2 separate regions of the Homo sapiens genome follow, and region 2 is linked to region 1. The links are chromatin loops, found by intact Hi-C in ENCODE. Cell type or tissue: heart right ventricle. All regions are shown on one strand. Each heading gives the region's core, and the rest is flanking DNA. Links, peaks and the distances in the headings are about the cores only.

Region 1 (2,930 bases), core at 245-2,744:
TCAAAGGACAGTTTAATTCCATTGTCAAGTGCTGATGTCTTTGGTGCTAACTGCTGAGCGTTAAGAAGTTCTGTTCTCACTGCCAGAGGCTTACTCATGTTAAATTCTTGTCAGCCTCCCTAATCATAAGCTGCTTAAATGAGGAAAAAAAACAGTAACAGTGCTTCCAAATCTGAACGAAGTATGCTATATAAAGTTGGTGGACATGGTAACAAGACTTGCCAAAGAAATATTCTAGCCAGCAGTGATACGGCATCCTGAGTAACGAGCTTAAGCAATTGCCTAGACCTTGGTGTGTCATCCTAAAAGTAAAATGGAAACATATACCTAAAGAAACAAAGAAATAACAACATTTAAATTATTGAAACGAGCAATAGATAAAGTGATATATTTGGATCTTCTACCCTGAAATAAGCCCCTCTCTGCCCTGGTGTCATTTCAGGCCAACGAGCTATACCTAGTGATTCCAAAGTCCACATATATTTACTCTGTTCTCACTGTACAAAGTAACCACTCTGAAGTCAAGTAAGTCATTGTCGATAGATAGTACTAATTACATTAGGTTTTATATATGTGTGTCTGAACATACTATATAACAAACATATACAGTACACAATTTTGCCTTTTATATACTTGCATGTGTGCATATATATGTACATATGCAATCATGCATAGTTAATGGCACATGTATACACTTGTGAAATAGAATACCTACCAATTGCTAATGAAGGGATTTCTCTGATACCAATTCAACTTGTATGGGGAAAGCTACTTACCTGCTTTATTTCTCAATTTTCTCATCTATGACACAACGTAAGCAGGTGCACGTTATGTGTGTTGTCTCCTAGCTCTTAAATCAGAAATCAATTTTATAACATGAATTGCACTTATCCAATAGGAGAAACACTTTCTAGCTTCAGAGTATAATTGGTATAGTTTTACATTGCAAGTAACAGAAGCCCCATGGAGCCAAATTGATCAAAATACGGTATTTCAGAAGGATGAGGTGGATCTTACCTCAGGCATAGATGCGTACATAGATTCCAATGAAAATAATGTGGCACTGTCTTCTTGTAGCTCTGCCTTTTCTTCTGTGCTGGGCTCTTATTTACCTGCTACAGGCTGATATTCTCCGTATGGTTGAGTATACGTCCAAGCACTGCGAAGCTTCACCTCTACCTGGCCTCCAACACACCAAAGAGGCTTTTAGAACTGCCGTTAGAACAGTCCTGGGAGAGCTTGGATTTCTGAGTTGAGACAAGTGTAAACCCTTAAAGCAATCAGTCAAGCTGTGTGAACAATTTTCCATGATACTCTGGACTAGGATGACCCATCCAAGAATTGGCAGGAAACCAGCTGGACCAGCCATCCTTACACAGATTTATTTCCCCATATTTCAAGGAAGTGAGCCATTTTGCTTGATCCAGCACATACTTATCTACAGTGCTTAAAACTAAGAACTCAGATACAGTGTCTTAAAGGCTTATTTCCTCTTACTCTTCAACATGAGCCTCTGCTTACCATTGTCAATCACTATGAATTTTCTTGTGTTTCATATTTTCTTGACTCTGGCTTATCTTGATAATTTCCTCCTCTTCCTAAAGCCCTTAGCATGCCTATCTTGTATACTTTGCCACCCACAACTCCAGATTTTCTCTACAAAACGTTGAAACAAATAAATACACATAGAAACAAAACAAAAATAATAACTTAGCACACCTCTCTAGTAAATATTGTTTTCCTCAATGCTGGTGTCGAGAAATATTTTCTAAACTCCCACAGTGCCCTAGATTTTTCTCTGTTATTGCACTTACTACAAGATACAGTGCTTTTTCTTTCCTACTACCAGACTCTTGCATAAATAAGGCATGTTTTGATTTAAAGAGACATAAACACAAATTGAAATATTTAAAAAGAAAAAAAACTGGAAGGATCCCAGTACTTCCATAACTACCAGAGAGTTGTCTTCATATTTCTTGTATTTGCTGACTTTGAATGTCCATTTTATGCTCTCCTTTTCCAGAAAAGCTGGGATACATGAAGACTGCCATCCCTTGAGTCACTTGCCCTGTAGCTGCCACTGTTGGAAAAGGGCTTGCTTCTGTGTCCTTGTGCCCACTTTGAAAATCCCTGGGAAGTCCTTGGAGTCAGATGAGCAGGCCTCCGCCACTCTGCCAAAAAGTCTGTTCAGTGAGTTTAGAATCATATAGAAAAGACATGGATGTGGGGGATCCTGTGCCATGTATTTGAAACAGTAGCTGCCATATAATATGCTTTCGGTATATGAATGAATTCAAAAGGATATTATCATGCTCATACCTTCTAGATCAGGAGTCCCCAACCCCTGAGCCATGGACTGATATGGAGCTATGGTCTGTTAGGAACTGGGCTGCCCAGGAGGAGGTAAGTGGCAGGCAGGCAGAGCATTACCACCTGAGCTCCGCCTCCCATCACATCAATGGCAGCAGGGCACTAGATTCTCATAGGAGTGTGAACCCCACTGTGCATGTGAGGGATAGAAGCTGCACACTCCTTATGAGAATCTAATGTCTGACGAGCTGAGGTGGAACAGTTTAATCCCAAAACCATCCTCCTGCACCCACAAGTCTGTGGAAAGATTGTCTTCCATGAAACTGGTCCCTGGTGCCAAAAAGATTGGGGTCCACTGTTCTAGAACTTAAACGGTGAAAAAGTTTCAATTGTAGACTCATATAAGTTGCCAGTTGGTGTAAAGCACTGGCTTTTCTCCCTTTTGGAGAATGCTTAGGAATAATTGACTTTTTCAGATTTCAGTTTTCTGCACTTTTCATCTGTGTAAAAGGGTATTTATGATAAGGATATGTGCGCTAAAGGCCCAGATTCCAGATTAATAGCACAAAGCTTTCTTGTGAGTTAATACTATAATTATACTTTTTTCCCTTAAGGCTGTA
Region 2 (2,930 bases), core at 285-2,784, 860 kb after region 1:
TTGCCACAGATACGGGAGTTGCCACTGGCATCTATTGAATAGGGAACACAGATGCTGTCAAACACCCTATAGTTCCCATAACGAAGATTTATCAGAACCCAAAGGTCCGTAGCCCTTCAGCTAAGGAATCCTGGACTAGGGTGTTGTTTAAAAGCTTCTCAGGGATTCTCAACAGGAGAGAGAAAAGGAACTTCCTTGACATAAAGAGTTGGGGAAAAGTTATATCAGCTAAGCACCTGCCATGTGCCAGGTCTAGCACATGACTTTTCTTAAACCTCACAACCAAGGATAGACATTGTAACTCCATTTTACAAAACAGGAAATAGGACCTCAGAAAGAGAAATTACTACGCAATAAAAAGCTCAATTTAGCTGGGGTTTAAACTCAAATCTGTTAAAGGCGAAAGCGGAGACTAGTTTTTTTTTTCCAGTTTTAAAATGTAAATCGTTTTCATTGATTTTACAATTCTTAACAAGGCAGGAAAATGTCATTATGCTCATGACTAGCTTTAAGCATCAATAAGTTTAGTCTGATTTTACTAGATTTTTATAAATATAAACATTTTGCTATTAGAATTCTTATGTAATCATTAAGATTTTGTTTAACACAGAAATATTAGGCATAGCTTTATTGGGAAGTTGAGATTACAGGTTATTTTCATTAGTGTCTAAATTTTTCTGAACTTTGCAATTTTAAAAATGATTAGCATATGTTAAAATTATAAAGTTGCCAATTAGGTTTATTTTAATGTGATATAAATACACAATTATTTCAAGATACACAGTAAATTGCACAGAGGACATAGACTCATTTATTTGGGGATTATATAGATTTGTTGGCTGTGAAATCTAAAATCAGAGTCCATTTATTATCACATGTAATTATGTGTTACAAGAAGTGGACACAAATTTAAAAAGAAAAACAGGTATGCAATTTATATTTCCAGGGGGCTTTTAAAATATAGTTTTGCCTAAACTGATCAAAATATTTGAGGTGCCTTCTCCTCAAAACTGCCTGTGAAGTTTCTCTGGGTAACCCCACAGCTGACTCTAATTTCATTTTCTCCACAATTATTCTACCCATTATTGGGTGTAATATCCTCCACAACTCCACTCTCACAGCGACTTGCTAGAATTTCTGCATTGTTGTTAGCTGTCTCCCCCGAATTATAAGTCCTATAAGGCCAGGTTTTATGCTTATTCAACTATATATCCCCTTATCACCCAATGCAGCGTCTTGCACATAGTCGGAAGCCAATAGATTCTTGCTTAGATGAAATAATTCTAGCCCTGGGGCCAAGGTGCTAACATTGCCATGATCTCGGAGAAGGAAGTGGTGGGGTATTGCAAATAGCGTCTATGCTTAGCAGGCACATTTATACGTAGGGTTAGTGCCCTCTATTTTTAATTTACTTGATTATTCTACAATATCGACTTTTTTTTTTTCTTAAATAATTCTTTATTTACATCCAAACATCAAAAGTCATTCAAGTTGAAGCCCTTCCCACAAGCATTAAGTTCTGCTCACAAAATGTTCAGGAACATTAAAAATCTCTGACATGAAAAATGTGTTACATCACAAGATTTTAAGATGAACGAAGTAAATAAATATGTAGCTCTGCACTTGTGGAGCAGCGGTAGGCAGACCTGCGAGACGACTCTGGCCCAAAGCTTAAGGCTGCATCATCCGTCAGGTGTGGATGAGATCCATCGAAACAGTGAGCGACGCCTGCCATCTACAGGCCACAATGTGTATTGCCGCATAGGTGCCAGTAGACCTTGAATTTAAGAAGCCTTGGGGGATGATACTCAGCGATGTGATCTCGAAGAGACTGTCCTATGTTGAATTATCATTCAATGTAAAAATATAATCAAATAATTATAACCATTAATAGATAACAGGTGACACTTCCCTTCACACTTTCCTCTGTGTAATTCTTACTTTACAAAATTGAAAATGAAGAGCTTTGTGTGTCTTCCACTTTTATTATCATCATGGTGCTTTGTCCTCCTTCACTTTGTGATTATCTCTGTATACGTCTGCCTTCCCCAGGAGCCAACTAACTCACGCGGTGCAGGGGACCCATATAATTCATCTATGTATACGCTCTTGCCTAGAGCAGGGTTTGACACATGGCAGGTATTCTACAAAGATTTGATGCATGAGTGCTTAAGGGAATGAATAAATAAATGAATAAGTAAATCAATCAAAAACTAATTATTTTCGAGTCACCTTGTTCTAAATTACATATAAATTTATGGAGAAAAACTGTAGTCTAACATAGATATATATGTATGTATACATGTTGAGCACAGTGTCTGCCCCACAGCAGGTTCACAGTAAACATTATCTACATTAGACTATAATGTATGTGTGTGTACATATATCTAAGCATATGTGTTCAGTTGGTTGTTTTAAAACTTCTGCAATAAATCAAGAGATTAATATTTTTTATTAAAATCCTTAAATCTGTATGTTAAGGATCTTGTGAGTTCAGCTTCAGGTCCCCATCTATGTCATTTTATTAGGCAAAATGTTCTGAAAGATTCATTCCATTTAGAAAGTAAACATGACAGCAAGGCCACAGTTATTACTTCTCATTTATTTTGTTCTTTTGGAGATTGACCATCTAGCTTAAGTCAGACAAAATGAGAACCAAGAAAAAAAATGTTTAGATAAAATCATTGTAAGAGAGAGAATATAAAAGAAAGTGGAAAAGTAAGATTAATATTGTTTTGCCTAAGAGACCTAGTTTCTCTCCCAACCTCTCCCCCACCAACACAAACTTGAAGAAATTTTTTGGATGTTTAAACTTAATTATCTTTAAAAATAAGGAAGCAATGCTTATGGGGCACAGCTGTGTGGCAGGCACTGTGCTTGGCATTTCTGTGAATTTTCACATTTAATCTGCCCAACAGGTCCAGCCCTAG

The links. A loop is a pair of places that touch in the nucleus more often than their neighbours do. Peaks named below come from ENCODE experiments on the same cell type or tissue, not always from the same donor. Only the 100,000 strongest peaks of a DNase experiment are listed, where the experiment ranks them.
Region 2: it touches region 1 in a loop (3-fold over the local background); 38 of 110 quality-filtered maps call a loop at or near these places.

The regions. Positions count from the first base shown.
Region 1 is chr4:11,768,286-11,771,215 of GRCh38, forward strand. LINC02360 (long intergenic non-protein coding RNA 2360) reads right to left here and starts at 1,183. Exons shown (of 4, transcript NR_146995.1): 1 at 1,018-1,183. It overlaps LOC107986178 (a long non-coding RNA gene), which reads left to right. Exons shown (of 5, transcript NR_188483.1): 3 at 2,024-2,190; 4 at 2,327-2,403. In heart right ventricle, for the core only: no CTCF peak of the experiment used is centred there; a DNase peak (open chromatin) is centred at 1,350.
Region 2 is chr4:12,631,521-12,634,450 of GRCh38, forward strand. No RefSeq gene overlaps it. Among named protein-coding and RNA genes, the nearest start is that of LINC02270, 410 kb to the left of the region's middle. RefSeq lists an enhancer at 1,784-1,843. In heart right ventricle, for the core only: a CTCF peak has its summit at 1,747 (motif pointing left); a DNase peak (open chromatin) is centred at 1,721.